Linked DNA regions of Homo sapiens: region 2 is linked to region 1. A link is a loop called in an ENCODE intact Hi-C map of the cell type or tissue named here. Cell type or tissue: endothelial cell of umbilical vein. All regions are shown on one strand. Links, peaks and the distances in the headings refer to the core of each region. The heading gives the core; the rest is flanking DNA.

Region 1 (5,390 bases), core at 313-5,312:
AAATAACTACTCATAATAAAACAATTATAATAATTTACTATAATAAAAGTTATGTGAATGTGGTCTCTCCCTCATCTCATACTGCACTCACTCTTCTTCTTGTGATGATGTGAGATGATAAAATGACTATGCGATGGATGTGGTGACAGTAATCTGATAAGTGAGATGCCTACTCAGTGACTAACAGGCAAGTAGCCTATACAGCATGAATACACTGGACAGAGGGGATTCATGTCCCACGGAGCAGGGCTGCGCAAGATTTCATCACACTGCTCAGAACAGTGTGCAGTTTAAAACTTACGAATTGTTTGTTTCTGGAATTTTCTATTTAATATTTTCAGGACACAGTTGACTGCTGGTAACTGAAACTGCAAAAAGAAAAACCTTGGATAAGAGGGGACTGCTGTATAAAGTACGAGAAAAGATGTTTAATACCACAAGCCATTAAGGTAATGTGAATTTAAACAACAGTGAGCTACAACCACACACCTATCAGAATGTCCAAAATAAGGGCAGGCGTGGTGGCTCACACCTGTAATCCCAGCACTTTGGGAGGCCGAGGCAGGTGGATCAGCTGATGTCAGGAGTTCAAAACCAGCCTGGCCAAGAAGGTGAAACCCTATCTCTACTAAAAATAGAAAAAGAAAAAAAAATAGCTGGGCGTGGTGGCGCACGCCTGTAATCCCAGCTACTCTGGAGGCTAAGGCAGGAGAATTGCTTGAACGCGGGAGGCAGAGGTTGCAGTGAGCCAAGATCGCACCACTGCACTCCAGCCTGGGCAACAGAGAGACTCCGTCAAAAAAAAAGAATGTCCAAAATAAATACTGACAACACAGAGTGTTGACAAGGATGCTGAGTAAGTAGAATTCACATACATGATGGCTGGAATTGGAAAATGCTACAGCAACTCTGGATAATAGCTTGGCAGTTTCCTTATAAAGTGAAACATACATCTACGCTATAACTCCACAAGGCCGATCCTGAGTATTTACCCCAGGAAAATGAAAATGTATGTTCACATGAAACTGATAAACAAAACTTCAGAGTAGCTTTTTTTTTTTTTTTTTTTTTTTTTTTACACAGTAGCTTCAAACTGAAAATAACTTGAATGTCCCTCAATGAGTGAAAGGGTAAATAAACTGTGATACCACATATGATGGAACACTATTCAGTCATAAAAAAGAACAACTTAGATAACTCTGTGCTGAGTAAGAGATGCCAGTTTCAAAAGACAAAAGCACAATGGTGGAGAAGAGATTAGTGATTGCCAGGGATTATGGTGGAGGGAGGGGTGAATATAAAGGGACAGCATGGGGAAGCTTTGGGGGGTTATGGCACTGTTTCGTATCCTCTTTGTGGTGGTTACACAAATCTATACATATGTGGAAATCCATAGAGCTGTACATCAAAGAAAAAAGTCAACTTTACTATAGGATAATTTGGAAAATAATTTTTTTAAAGGCCAATGCATTCCTATTTGACTTTTCTATTCACAGTTTGTTGTCAATCTCTTCTTTACTGAACTGATGACATCCTGTTTTCACTAACACTGCTTGCCTGGCGGGGAGATATGAGGCATGTGTGAGGCATTGCAGATACAAAGATGAGTCAGGCAGAGGCTCATGCACAGGGCTCACCACCTGGGCAAGGAAATGAGACAGGGAAGTGAAGAGACGTCAACAATTTATGCTACAGAAATTCAAGGGGTGAGAAATCCCTGATCACTATGGGAAGTGTAAGCACAAAGCGTGTTTTCTTAACTCAACCAAGAAGGAATAATTGGTTCTGTTTACTGTTTCCTTACCAAATATATTTTTTGGTAATTTTGAAGACTCCCTTGCTTTGACCAAAAAATATTAAATTTAAAAATCTCATTAGTTGATAGGAACAGTGCCTGCTGGGTTGTAAATTTATTGAAACATGGCCTGTCCTAACCAGCACTCTGACACATAGAAGTCCCGTCACTCATTATATAAATCCATTTATTAAATAAATGGATGAAAGATAACATCATGAGCACAATATTTGAATCATTGCTAGTCATTGCGGTATTATTTTGTATTTAGTTGTCATATTCATCAGTATAGCTTCTGTCATAGTCATTTGGAGATGAAACATATTTTAATTAATATGTGCCCACTTCATTCTGAGGCTCTGTAGGTGGCACTCCCCAGGGGAAAGTCCCTAAAAGTGAGTCACCGTGATTATTCATGTCCTGTGGCATCAGTCTTTGAAACCAATATCTACAGGAAATAAATACCAGGAATGTGAATGCAGATGCCTTGAGAAGACCACTAATCCTGCTATGATAAGTAACTGGGCAGTTATTCAAGTGGGGTGTTTTTAGTGCCATGGAAACAGACAGAGTCGGTGTTTTCCAAGGGAAAGTGTTTTAAATCCAGAGTCCTGCCTAATCTGGATATAAATATGCTGACTGTTATGAATCTAGCTTCCTAAACCAAGCCCTACCTTAATTTCCTCATATGTGAGGTAAAGGTCACCCACCACAGTCTGGTGTGAATTCATGGCAATTAAGGTTCTTACTTAGAAGAAGTCATTATTTTTATTCCCATCTGGGCAGAAGTCAAGTTCAAAGTCAGAGTTGTATCAGGGTTCAGCTTCTGTGATCAGTCAGACCATTTATGTTTAGAAGTGAGTTTTCTAAAGTAAGTGCTAAGTATTTTAGGCAAAGAAACCCAGCTGTGAAAATACTGCTAACATTTGTACAGTTGTTTTATATGTGGATTTATTTTTACTTGCACTTACTTTAGTGCGATTCTTTGCAGAGAAGTTCCTCTTCCCCTCCTCTCCTTCCCCGTCACTGCCTCTGGCTGCCTCTCGTGGGTCATTTGAGAAATGACAGTCTCTCTCTAATCCTTATGGGTCACAAGTGTTCTGCATCATGGCACACCCTTGACTAATTAGCATTAATAAGTGATGCTGGGAGAAAGAACCCTGGAGAAAAAGCAGAAGGCTTGTTTTTGCCAAATTGGAATTGACCCAGCTAGCAAAATTTTCCAGCGTACTTTCTTACTCTCTTGCCTCTTGTGTGTTCTTGCTGCCTAAACATACGTTTCTGACATGAGGTCTTGGACAGCCCATGAAATACACTGCCCTGCATACCTTTTGTTCCAGGGGGCATGGGGACTTTATTTATTTAATAAACTTTTCCTAAACTGTTTACTGTGTGCAGGCCATAAGGGATAATAAGACATCATTTCTGCCTCCTACCTTTTTATGTTGTTTTAGCACAGATATGGCAAAGATATATCTAACTATATATTAGTTATTGAGCACCTACTGTGTGAAAGGCATTGGGCTAGGTACAAATAGAAGAGCCTTGCAGAATAAACAGGACTTCAATAGGCAGGGAACCAAAATAGGACAGGCCAGGTAGGCTGCGCAGTAAAAGGAAAAGCTCAAAGGCAGGAAAGTAAAAGTCCAATTAGAGGGCTCTGCGTAGGGAATCCAAAGCAAAAGGGCTTAGTGGGAACTTCTGGGTCTATAACCAAAAGCAGGGTTTCAAAGAGATATTTACTTCATCCATGTTCATAGCAGCCATATTCATAATAGCCAAAACAAGGAAGCAACCCAAATGTCCATCAGTGGACGAAAGGATAAACAAAATAGCCTTAAAAAGGAAGAAAATCCTGCCATACACTACAACATGGATAAGCCTTGAGGACAGGATGCTAATGAAATGAGCTACTCATCAAAAGAAAATACTGCATGATTCCACTTACATGATATAGTTGAGAAATCACAGTCATAGAAACAGAATATAGAATGGTGTTTTTCAGGGGCTGTAGGGGAGGAGAGAAAGAGGAGTCATTGTTTAATGGGTATAGAATTTTAGTTTTACAGGACAAAAATTTATGGACATGGATGGGGTGATGGATGTGCATTATGAATGTATTTAGTAACACTAAACTGTACACTTAAAATGGTAAAAACTGTAAATTTTATGTGTATTTTACCACAATAAAAAATGGAAAAAAATGGGCATAGTGGAAAAACTCAGGGTTCAAATCCTACCTCTTTCCCTTATGCACTGGTTCTTCATATACAGACTAAAAATAACAATTGCACTTTTCAGGGTTGTTGTAGGTATTTAAGAAAATCCACTTAATACATGCAGGCGGAGGTTAAAGATAGTTTTTCGTATTAGTCAGTTTGACTATAGCAAACAATTTATGAAGGAGAACATGGAAAATGAGGTGGCAAAAGCAGTTTAGAGCCTCAAGTGAAATGCCTTGAATGCCTATCTATAAAATGGAGCTTTATTCTGTGAACAGTGAGGAACCATTGATGGTCAGTGAACAAAAGAGTGACATGGTCATGGAACTGTTTTCAGAACAATGAGGAGCAGATTAGGAGCAGAGAGAGAAGGGACTCACCAAATAGCTGGCAATTGCTGCAGTGGTTCTGCTGAGAAAGTGGAAAGGAAAAGGTTTATTTGAAGTGACGGTACTTTGCTATGGGAACATTTTTATTCTACTTTAAATAAAATTCAAAGTTATATCAAGAAAACTTCAGGTAAAATGTAAGTTAATGTTTTCCATGCTTGATCAATTCCCAATTTTTTAATCAAACACTACATGTTTGGTGACAAAACATAAATGTGATGTGGCATCCTTCCATCAGCACACACTTTGTGTGTTAACAAACAGCAAGACGCTGATTTCATAAATCCCAGACCAGACAGCACCTCAGGTTCTGGGAACCTTCTGCCTCTAAGAGACCACCCAGCTTTCAAGGGTCCACACAGATCTAAGTGAAAAGCTATAGGAATAACCATTTTGGAACCAGGTTACCTCAAAGACTTTCAGATGTTTATTTGGACATTTAGGCACATTTGGAAGAGAGCAACATAATGTCCCCAAAGAGGAAATCATTGAATAAAGGCGTGTGTTAAAAAGAATTGTGCAGCCATTAAAATAGTGTGTTTATGAAACAATGCTCATGGTATATTAAATAAACTAACCTAGGAAAAAATGTTCATTAGGTTATCATTTCTGTTACAAAGTTAAACATATATGAACATACTATTATGTGTATAGGTAAAGAACTGAAAGAACACACATTACATTTTTTTTTTTTTTTGAGATGCAGTCTCGCTCTGTCACCAAACTGAAGTGCAGTGGCACGATCTCGGCTCACTGTAACCTCCGCCTCCCGGGTTCAAGCGATTCTCCTGCCTCAGCCTCCCGAGTAGCTGGGACTACGGGCACGTGCCACTGCGGCCAGCTAATTTTTTTATTTTTGGTAGAGACGAGGTTTCACCATGTTGGCCAGGGTCTGGATCTCTTGACCTCGTGATCCACCTGCCTTTGCCTCCCAGAGTGCTGGGATCACAGGAGTGAACTACCGCTCTCAGCCCACATTATATT
Region 2 (5,390 bases), core at 75-5,074, 450 kb before region 1:
AAATCTTTGTTGAAAATCAGTTGGCTGTAAATATGAGGATTTATATCTGGGTTCTCTATAATGTTCCATTAGTCTATGTGTCTGTTTTTAAACCAGTACCATGCTATTTTGTTTACCATACTGTTTTGTAAATATTCTGCTTTGTAGTATATTTTAAAATCAGGCAGTGTGCTGTCTCTAGTACTGTTTTGTTGTTCAGAATTGCTTTGAATAGTTGGGGTCATCTGTGGTTCTATACAAATTTTAGGATTGTTTTTTTCTGTGAAGAATGCCATTGATATTTTGATAAAGATCATGTTGAATCTATAGATTGCTCTGGGTAGTATGATAATGTTAACAATATCAGTTCTTCCAGTTTATGAGCATTAGATGTCTCTCTATTTTTTTGTGCTCTCTTCAATTTTTTCATCAGTATTTAATAGTTTTCCTTGTAGAGATCTTTCACTTCTCTGGCTAAATTTATTTCTAGATATTTTATTTTATTTTTTTGTAGCTCTTATAAATGGGATTGCTTCTTGATTTATTTGTCAGTTTGTTTGTTCTTGATGTATAGAAACATTACTGACATTTGTATGTTGATTTTATATCCTGTACTTTTACTGAATTTGTTTACCATTTCTAAGAGTTTTTTGGTGTAGCCTTTAGGTTTTTCTCTATATAAGATCATGTTGTCTGCAAACGGACAATTTCACTTCCTCCTTTCCAATTTTGATGCGCTTTATTTTTTTATCTTGCCTGATTGCTCTAGCTAGGACTTTCTGATAGATCCCACTTGATCCTGAAGTATAATCTTTTTGATGTGCTACTGGATTTTGTTTGTTAGTATTTTGTGGAGCATTTTTGTATCTATGTTCATCAGGGATATTGGCTTATAGTTTTCTTTTTTTGTTGTTGTGTCCTTATCTGGTTTTTGTATCATGGTAATGCTGGCCTCATAGAATGAATTTGAAAGAATTCCCTCCCTTCAATGTTTTGGAACAGTTTGAGAAAAATTGGTATTAGTTTTGCTTTAAAATTTGGTAGAATTCAGCAGTGAGGCCACCTGGTCCTGTAGCTTACTTTGCTGAAAATTTTTATTATTGATTTAATCTCATTACTTGTTATTGGTCTGTTCAAGTTTTATATTTCTTCTTGGTTCAAGCTTGGTAGGTTGTAAGTGTCCAGGAATCGATCCATTTCCAATTTGTTAGAACCAATAGGTTTTCCAATTTGTTGGCATATAGTTGTTCATGATAGACTTTCACGATCCCTTGAGTTTCTGTGTTATCAGTTGTAATGTCCTCTTTCTTCATTTCTGATTGTATTTGGGTATTTTCTCTTTTTTTCTCAGTCTAGTTAATGACTTGTCAATTTTGTTTATCTTTTCAAAAAACCAATTTTTAATTTTGCTAATCTTTTGTATTTTTTGGTCTCAATTTCATTTATTTTTGCTCTGATCTTTATTATTTGTTTCCTTCTAATTTTAGATTTGGTTTATTCTTGCTTTTCTAGTTCCTTGAAGTGCATTGTTAGGTTGTTTACTTGCAATCTTCCTACTTTTCTGATGTAGGAAAACGTTTTTCTGATGTTTTATTGCTATAAACCTCTTGTAGGCAGCATATAGTTGGGTCTTTTTCATTATCCATTCAGCCGGTCTAAGTCTTTTAATTGTAGAATTTAATCTTCTTACATTCAAGGCTATTATTGACAGGTGAGGACTTACTCTTGTGATTTTGTTAATTGCTTTCTGGTTGCTTTGTATATTCTTTGTTCCTTCTTTTCTCCATTATTGTTTATCTCTGTGGTTTGGTGGTTTTTCATAGTGATAAGGTTGGATATCTTTAGATATACTTTTAATCAAATTGAAATAACAGGACATAGGCAGGAATATTATTTTTACTATTGAAAAGATACAAGCAAGAACAGATCATTACAACAGGGCAACATCTGTTCAGGGATGCATTGCTTATGCTGTAATCAGGGAACTGAAATATTGTTTCTTTATCTCATTTTATTCTCACTCTCCCCCTCTGCTGGGTATTACTATTATCTCCATTTAACTGCTGAGGAAACTCAGGCTGAGAGGTTAAGTGACTCATTCAAGGTCACCCAGCTGAGATGTGCCAGAATTGATGAGCCTATGACTGTAAAAATCCTGAACCTGTGTTTTTAACTAGGACATTTTTCTGTCTTAGATGTGACAGTCTCCTATGAGATGAGCTTATGCAGTTCTAAGATGCTGGTGGGATGAGAAGAGACCTTGAATGTGAGGGTTAAGCTCCAATTAGATATTTGTGCTGAAGTTTGTGGACCAGAGACCTTGTGATCCTGCACTTACCTCAGAGATAAGCTCTCTGTTCTCTCTGTCCCCAGTGGGAAGAGAAAAGGGGGTGACAAAGGGGATGGGGATGACTTTAGATTGTTAGGTGAATGAGCCAGTGCAGCCCCAGGGCAGAGAAAGCAGAGTGTAAGAGGAAGGCTAGTTAAGGCAGTGATACTTTATGGCTTACTAATGAATTCCATTTTATAGCCCAACTCCCTTAAGTTGTCTCTTCCTGTGATTAATTCTTGTTCTCTTTGTCCCCTTTAAGCAGACGGTTGTTGATAGGGAGTGTTCAGTGTTGAATGAGTAAAATGTACTAATGCATGTTTTCTTCAACCAGAGATAACCTTGCTTTAAACATGATGAATGTAACTTTTACAAGGGAAGATATCATCAGGAAAAGAGGGCTTGCGGCTTATGCATTGGACACTCAGGTATAAGCTCATTGCCTAGCAGCATTTCAATCTCAATCTCCCTCTCTTTCTCTCCTGACCATTTTGAATCACTTAATCTTTCTGTCAGTGTCCCTAAAATGAAGTGATTCACTGATGTAAATAAGCCAACTGACTGCTTTGTCCTGGATTTAATCAACAAGTTTTTTTTTCTCAAAAATATTTCACGCCTTTTTCTTCCCAAGTTAACGTTGAGACAAAGAAGCAGGGTTTTCCGGGAAAACTGTAGAGCTTAAAAGTCATTAAGAGTCATTAAATTACACAGGATTAGAAGTGACCTGTGTAATTTTTGAGGATCAGAGGACTTTGGTTCTCCTTATGTGTGCTTGTGCACAGACTCGCACAGACTTGGAGAGAGAATAGAGAGGTTGTTCTGGTTAGGATTATACACTTAGTAATTCAACCCAAACTGTCTCAATACCAGACTTCTTAGTTTTGGCGCAAGCCATCAAAATATACAAAGTAAAACCACCAGTCACTATCATTTATAGTCATATATTTATAGGGGTGTGTTCAGTATTGAGAAAGTTCTAGATAAGGTGAGAAGGCTGACCCCTTTGCTGGGACTCAGAAGAGAGGCACACACAATGTCGATGTCCATTTGAAAATAGAGGAAAAAAAAAAGAAAAGCTATTTTTGCATGAACAAATTATTTGCACATCTAGGTTCTTCCAGCTCTTGCAAAGGATCTCTTCCACGCTGGCAGGAAAAGACTTTAGCTTAAAGAGGGGGGAAAAAAATCTCTCTCCCAGAACTGATAACCAAATAAAATACTGTTATATTTTCTGTCTAATAAGCACAAGAAGTTCCATAACTCCCTTGATTAAGCATATTATCCTTCTTCAGAAAGTCAGCATGATTTATGCAAAAAGTGATTTGGACATACTTTCTCCGGCCATGGAGATTTCATAATTCCTGGTGTATGTCTGGAAAATCTCCCCTCGTCGTGAGTCCAAACCAAATTAATGTCTTCCAGAATGACCTGAGGAATTAATGAGGTTTTTGCTGTCAGTTTTACCCATCCAGGGTCAAGTAAATCATTTGCTGGCTCTCGGGGCGCTGTTTGTCTGCTGCCTCTCTGACTCCACGTTCAATGATAACAACGTTGCAGATGCCTTTGAAATACGGCATCACCGACACTCTCCGTCCATCTGCTGGGACATATTTTAGGCTCTGCTTCTCTTTCTGCTGTAAACTCGGCCTTTAATGGAGTCAGTAATTGCTGATAAATGGGGTATCAATGAAGTCAGTGCACTGGAGGTTTCCCCATTCTTTTCTGCTGATGTTTGCTATTTAAATCTCCTCTGACGTTACTGAAAATTATTGTGTGCCCAGCTCTTTAATTCCCCTACTGGTGTTCTTGGCTGAAGACTTGAGTTATTTTTTCCCTTCTTCTTTTTGGACAAACTAAAGCTGGTTGGGAAGAGGCTTTCCTGGGGAGCCTTTTGTTCTTCCTACCAGAAGCAGCTCTCAAACCTGCTGTCAGATCACGTGCAGAGAACTGGTTGGAGTCTTTTGGCTTTTTCTGCCCCTCTTCCACCATCCACATGCCGGGACCAGCTCCTTGGTAAACCTAAACTACGAGATCATTTGAAGGTTTCAGAAGTTTGACTTACCTTGTTTTTCTTTACTAAAGGTCTAGAGCTTTAGTGTTTGTAGATAAACTCATCACTGTTTTTTGCCTTTGTTTCTTTAGCTGTTTACAAATGAAGATTTAAAGTAAAAGCAAAGATTGTCTCCCTCCATCCTGTTCTCCTCATTTCTTTAATTTTGCATTTTGCATGAATACGTGATCGAGCTGCAGGTGCTGATGAGGCAACCCTGAGAGGGCAAGTGGTGTCTCATGTGGATCCTTAGCTACGTGTCCTGAGGAACCAGAGCTTGCTGCTTCCCACTTACCCTTTCAAAAATAGGAAAACCTGCGAACACTACCCACCAACCCCTGAGTTTCTGCTACCAGCCTGCCATAGGGATGTAAACATGCTCTAGTGAGTCATAAAAGGCTGAAGTTTAGTCTGAGTCTCCTTGACCTCCCACAGCCTCGGTTTTCTGAGCTATAAAATGGGGATGACCAGAGGTGCCTTACTTACCACATGGGATTTGGAAATGCTGCTTCTGTTGCTTGCTGACATTTTTGGGCACTTATGTAAGTATGAAGCTAAGCACCTTTGCTGTTTTATTTCATTTAGCCTTTACAATAATTCTATAAGGTGAGTACTATTTAATATCATTTTACTGGCAAGAAAATAGAGACAGCCATAAAATAATAAGTTTTTTACATTTTATAGTTTTACTGTTTTTGAAAACACTTTCACATATGTTATTTCACCTTTCTCTTTCAAAAACATTGTTAGATCTTCATTATTTCCTTCCTTCTCCCTTCCCTTCCCTTCCCTTCCCTCCCCTCCCCTCCCCTCCTCTTCTTCCCTTCCCTCCCCTCCCCTCCCCTCCTCTTCTTCCTTTCCCCTTCCTTGACAAGGTCTCACTCTGTTGCACCCCAGGCTGGAGTGCAAGTGGCACCGCAGGCTCCTGAGCAACTGGGGACCACAGGCATGTGCCACCACACCCAGCTAATTAAAACTTTTTTTTGGAGTGCAGTAGCTTGAGCTAGGCTCACTGTAATCTCTGCCTCTTGG

What was found. Peaks named below come from ENCODE experiments on the same cell type or tissue, not always from the same donor. Only the 100,000 strongest peaks of a DNase experiment are listed, where the experiment ranks them.
Region 2: it touches region 1 in a loop (7-fold over the local background); 2 of 110 quality-filtered maps call a loop at or near these places.

Annotation. Positions count from the first base shown.
Region 1 is chr1:221,437,948-221,443,337 of GRCh38, forward strand. The region is part of intron 3 of LOC105372932 (a long non-coding RNA gene); the gene reads left to right. Among named protein-coding and RNA genes, the nearest start is that of LINC02817, 100 kb to the left of the region's middle. RefSeq lists an enhancer at 1,757-2,956. In endothelial cell of umbilical vein, for the core only: no CTCF peak of the experiment used is centred there; DNase peaks (open chromatin) are centred at 1,624 and 2,304; H3K27ac peaks cover 2,721 bases.
Region 2 is chr1:220,988,555-220,993,944 of GRCh38, forward strand. No RefSeq gene overlaps it. Among named protein-coding and RNA genes, the nearest start is that of HLX-AS1, 110 kb to the left of the region's middle. In endothelial cell of umbilical vein, for the core only: a CTCF peak has its summit at 2,004; DNase peaks (open chromatin) are centred at 2,077 and 2,567; H3K27ac peaks cover 304 bases.